Linked DNA regions of Mus musculus: region 2 is linked to region 1. Evidence: chromatin loops called from intact Hi-C (ENCODE). Cell type or tissue: gastrocnemius. All regions are shown on one strand.

Evidence for each region. A loop is a pair of places that touch in the nucleus more often than their neighbours do. Peaks named below come from ENCODE experiments on the same cell type or tissue, not always from the same donor. Only the 100,000 strongest peaks of a DNase experiment are listed, where the experiment ranks them.
Region 2: it touches region 1 in a loop (9-fold over the local background); 12 of 42 quality-filtered maps call a loop at or near these places.

What each region holds. Positions count from the first base shown.
Region 1 is chr10:70,020,360-70,022,859 of GRCm38, reverse strand. All of the region lies in intron 42 of Ank3 (ankyrin 3, epithelial), which reads right to left. Among named protein-coding and RNA genes, the nearest start is that of Ccdc6, 76 kb to the left of the region's middle. In gastrocnemius, a CTCF peak has its summit at 1,002 (motif pointing left); a DNase peak (open chromatin) is centred at 1,001; H3K27ac peaks cover 1,897 bases.
Region 2 is chr10:70,164,667-70,167,166 of GRCm38, reverse strand. Ccdc6 (coiled-coil domain containing 6) reads right to left here. Exons shown (of 9, transcript NM_001111121.1): 4 at 62-165. Among named protein-coding and RNA genes, the nearest start is that of Mrln, 39 kb to the left of the region's middle. In gastrocnemius, a CTCF peak has its summit at 1,108 (motif pointing right); a DNase peak (open chromatin) is centred at 1,115; H3K4me3 peaks cover 494 bases; H3K27ac peaks cover 1,809 bases.

The sequences.
Region 1 (2,500 bases):
ACTGGAGCCAAGAACACCAAAGTACCCACTCCTCTGAGATTTCAACACTTGTGCTCCTCCAAGGACAGAAAGTGACTCACTTTCAGTAGATCCAATTACAGAGGGTGGGCAAACCCTGTCGATCAGGATTTTCACACCTTGGTTGCTGTCATTAAATCCAAATCTTCCAGGCACCAGGCTGCTTAGGTGGCTCAATCATGGTTGCCCTCTTCACTCTGGGCAAACTCGCAGCAGTTTTATCTAAACTTGCCCTTGAGTCTCCCAGTTTCCTTGGGATGTGAAATTTTAACCCACCTCTTCTATGACAAGTTTAATAAGGTCTAGTAAGTTTCTACAAACATGAGACAGGATGGGTGAACTCTCACCCATTTCTTTATATTTTCTAATAACCAAGCTAACGTCCCAAGTTAAATTTGTATTAAAAAACAAAACAAAGCCTGTCTCTTCTCAGTGTAAGCCAATATTGTCTTTCTAGACAGAGTGGATGGCTTTTACAGCTTTTTGTTTTATATATGTGTGTGTGTGTGTGTATGTGTGTATATATATATGTGTGTATATATATGTATATATATATATAAAGATTTATTTATTATTCTATGTAAGTACACTGTAGCTGTCTTCAGACACTCCAGACAAGAGCATCAGATCTCATGATCATATGGTTTTGAGCCACCATGTGGTTGCTGGGATTTGAACTTAGGACTTTCAGAAGGGCAGTCAGCGCTCTTATTCGCTGAGCCATCTCTCTAGCCCCGTTTTTACAGCTTCTTAATATTGGGTTAATTATATCCTGCCCTCTGTATGTTGCTATTTTTAAAAAGCAGTAGTCATCCTTCAAATCTTTCTTGTTCTTAGGTGGCCAGAATGTAGGTCCCAACCCCATGGGTTTAGCAATGCTAGTGTGGCAAAACATTTCCTACCGAGAACAGCATCGCACAGAGAGGACGAGGACCTTGGCTAAGCAACTTGCTAGAAAACCACCTGAGGTGAGAGCGCCCTCTGATGGACGGGATGTTGTGGACAGGCTCCACGATGACATTTCAGAAATGGAATCTGGAGCTCTGTGAGCACAGCTAACAGAAAGAACTTAAGAAACTTTAGAAGGATGCCGGGCAGTGGTGGCGCATACCTTTAATCCCAGCACTCCGGAGGCAGAGGCAGGCGGATTTCTGAGTTTGAGGCCAGCCTGGTCTACAGAGTGAGTTCCAGGGCAGCCAGGGCTACACAGAGAAACCCTGTCTCGAAAAACCAAAAAAAAAAAAAAAAAAAAAAAACAGAAACCTTGGAAGGAGGGGTGTGCCTGTGGGCTAGGCGTAGCCTTCTGAATGTAAAAAATGGGAGTGTAGAAAGAATATCACAGATACTCTGATACTGATTCATTGTCACTTTAAGAAACATGTTAAATGATACTTACAAAACACGGCTCCAGATCTAGCAAAGGCTCAGGTGCTGACCTGAGAGCCAATTTAGAGTCCCATGGAAGTACTCAGGTTTGTTTGTTTGCTTTTTGTTTTGTTCTGAGCCCAGTACACACTGGAGGATTTATCTCTCACATCTACTGGAGTCACATTCTCTCCTGGTTCTCAAACTTTATGGCTGTACAATATGACTTAATGAGCCCCAGTGTCCAGTCCACGCCACGCCCACAGGGGCCAGTGATGAAAACCAGCAACCACTCCCACGCCAACTCTCTAGTTAGTTCTAGCGTTCGATCAAGCCACAGTGCCAACGATGGGTCCTGGGAGCATGCTTCCCAAAGCTTAATGTGTACACAGACATCTGGAGGGGTTTTATAGATCAAGAGTAAATCTAGACATTCGTTTCTAAGACTTTGATGCTGCCAGTGTTTACCTCTAGCCCTACTCTGAAAATAAAGACTGCATACCTCATCAGGTATACACATGTGGTGGTTTAAATGTTTAACCCAGGGAGTGGTACTATTGGGAGGTGTGGTCTTGTTAGAAAAAGTGTGTCACTGTGCGAGTGGGCTCTGAGACCCCACTCTTAACCACATGGGAGCCAGACTTGTCTTGTTTGCCTTTGGAACAAGAGGTAGAACTCTCAGCTCCTCCTGCACAATGCCTGCCTGGGTTCTGCCATGCTCCCACTTTGATGATAATGGACTGAATCTCTGAACCTGCAAGCCAGTCCCGTCCCAATTAAATGTTGTCCTTATAAGAGTTGCCTTGGTACCAGGAGAGCCAGGGCTATACAGAGAAACCCTGTCTCGAAAAACCAAAAAAAAAAAAAAAAAAAAAAAAGAGTTGCCTTGGTCATGGTGTCTGTTCACAGCAGTAAAACCCTAACTAAGATGACACAGGATAGCAAATTATCTTTTGCTGCTCCTGAATCTGTATCTACGTAGACTTCCTTCTCTAATCAACATGTATGGAATTCCTCAAGTTCCTTTTAAATTCTGGCTCCTTGAAAGTGCAGACCCTAGACTCTAAAGAGGCAGAACCTCCTTTGTACATCACCTCTCCCCTGAGGGACTTCATGG
Region 2 (2,500 bases), 140 kb before region 1:
ACAGACAGGAGTCTTCCGTGCGCGCGTGTGTACACACACACACACACACACACACACACACCTCTTCTCAGCTTCCAGCTTATCCATCCTCTTCCACAGCCGATTCACCAGCGCCTCCTGCTCTTGCTCCAGTGTGTTTTCCAGGTCAATCTTCTCCCGTCTCAGCTAAGGGAGGGAAAGAACAGCTTTACTGAGAATGCACGCCAGGGCACCAGAGCATCCTAGACTGGCTCTCACGGAGAATGAAAAGAGGTGAGGAAAGCTGGCTAAACAGCTTCGGAAAGACCAGACTGGATCAAACTATTTCCTATAGGCAAGACAGCGAACCCAGGACCAATCACTTCCATAATCACACTTACCAGTGTCTCTCAAAAAGCCACTACAACTAAGTAGTTATGACCACAAACCTGCAGTCAACTATCTCTCTCTGGGTTCAAATCCCGGCTCCACCCAGGGTTAGCTGGAAGAACGGGAAGTTTACCGCTTGTAAAGTGGAGGGAGCCGTGCCATGTGGCTGACGGAGTTTAAGTGCCTTATCTCAGGCATCATTAAGTGGCTCTTAGAATGCTGTGCACAACACTTGTCACTGTGTCCAGCTTTATCCTGTTCCAACCATCTAAGACATACCTCTCCAGGCCTCTGTTCCCCACCCCATCCCCCAGTAATGTCAGTATCTTGCTTGTGATAGCATGCTATAACTTTGTGAGATGCTATTTCCTTCACTATTTATTAGCAAAATACCTTATTACAAATTAAGGGGCTTTATGATGGCATCTTCACACGTGCAAGTGATATGCTTTGACTGTATACATCCCCACCCCACCCTACCCCATCCTTCACCTCTCCTCTGTTTGTTCACTAATGAATCCTAAGTGTCTAGATTCAGGAACAAGCCAACTAGCGAGGCCCATAAAGGAAACAGGAAGCATGCCACTGGCAAAGTGGGATGTGACATTCCCTGAAGAGCAAGCTCAGTCACAAGAAACAGGAGGTGGCTGAGTCAGAATACTTCAGAAATACTTGGTGCCACAGCCGGGAGCTTCGTGAGGTCCAGGGTGTCTTCTCTGCCTGGGAAGACTGGCTTGCCAGTCCTGAGGGAAGGAGGGAGGGAGTGTCCACCAGAGGGAGTACCTGTCATCTGCTCCCAGGCAGGTATCAAAAATAGAAAAACACTGGTCTCCCTGTAACTCTCTCCTCCCTCACATCCGTCTCGGTTTGTATGTTCTGTCTTGTTTTAAATTTAGGGACTCCCTGTCACCCAGTGCCAAATATCTAAGTGTCAGGCGAAGCCACCACACCCCCACAGCCCCACCGCCACCTCAGGTTACTCTGCAGCCCGCAGGGCCCATGGGTACAGCAGATGAGCAGAGTTCATTTGTAAAGCTGCTTTCTAATGAAGCCTTTCAGGGACGTGCCCCAGTCCTCACTGGTGCCTACCAACTCTCTCTCTCATTTTGGGTTAATTAACATCAGACTGAGAGTCCTAGTACACACTCCAATTAAGCCTGGAACTTCCTTAGACATCCTTGGTGGATGGACAGTAGTGTACCCCTGGGACATCAGATCCGCAGCTGGTCAGGGCTGTGTCTAGAGGTACAGGAAGGGCAGCGGGGACCCAGCTCCACGGTGCCTCCCCGACCCCCCGTCCGTCCGTCCGTCCGTCCGTCCGTCCACTTGCCCCATTAGAGCAGACGGAGCACACCTGCCAGCCCAGCACTCAGAGGCTGAGCAGCAGACCCAGTGCATGAAGCCCAAACAAGTATGGTAATAAAATAGAGGAGTCTGATGATGGAGAGGGGACAGGAAAATCAGTGACACTGCCCTTCACAACAGGCTCAGCTATGAGACTCTGGAAAGTTGTTCCAGTGCCCTTGGCAAAGGTTATCCTAAGCCCAATTTCATCAGGACCACTAAGAGAAAAGACATTTTGAACTCCAGAGATCAGACCCTTCCAGTAACTCGTGGCAAGAAGCTATCCACACATAACAAAAGAAGCTGACAGGAAGGCGTCCCTACAGGATTTGTTACAAAGGAGCTTCTCTCAAAGCCACCTGGGGGCCAGCAGGATGGCTCAGTGGACAAAGGTGCTTGCAGCCAAGCAAGCCAACCCAGGTTCCCTCCTCAGGACTCAAATGTCATGGGAGAACTTACGTGCAGGATTTTTGTTGTGATCTACACACACACAGACGCACACACGCCATGGCACAGGCCAGCTCCCCACAAATTAAAAAAAAAAATCATAATTTCTTTAAAAAGAGATGGAGAGGTGGCTCAGCAGTTAAGAGCACTGACTGCTCTTCCAGAGCTCCCGAGTTCAATTCCCAGCGACCACATGGTGGCTCACAGCCATCTGTAATGGGATCTGATGCCCTCTTCTGGTGTGTCTGAGGACAGTGACCCTGTACTCATATATATAAAATAAATAAAATCTTAAAAAAAAAATCTTAAAGAAAAAAAAAAAAGCATGAGTGAGGACTAGAATCTGTATCCCTACTATTCA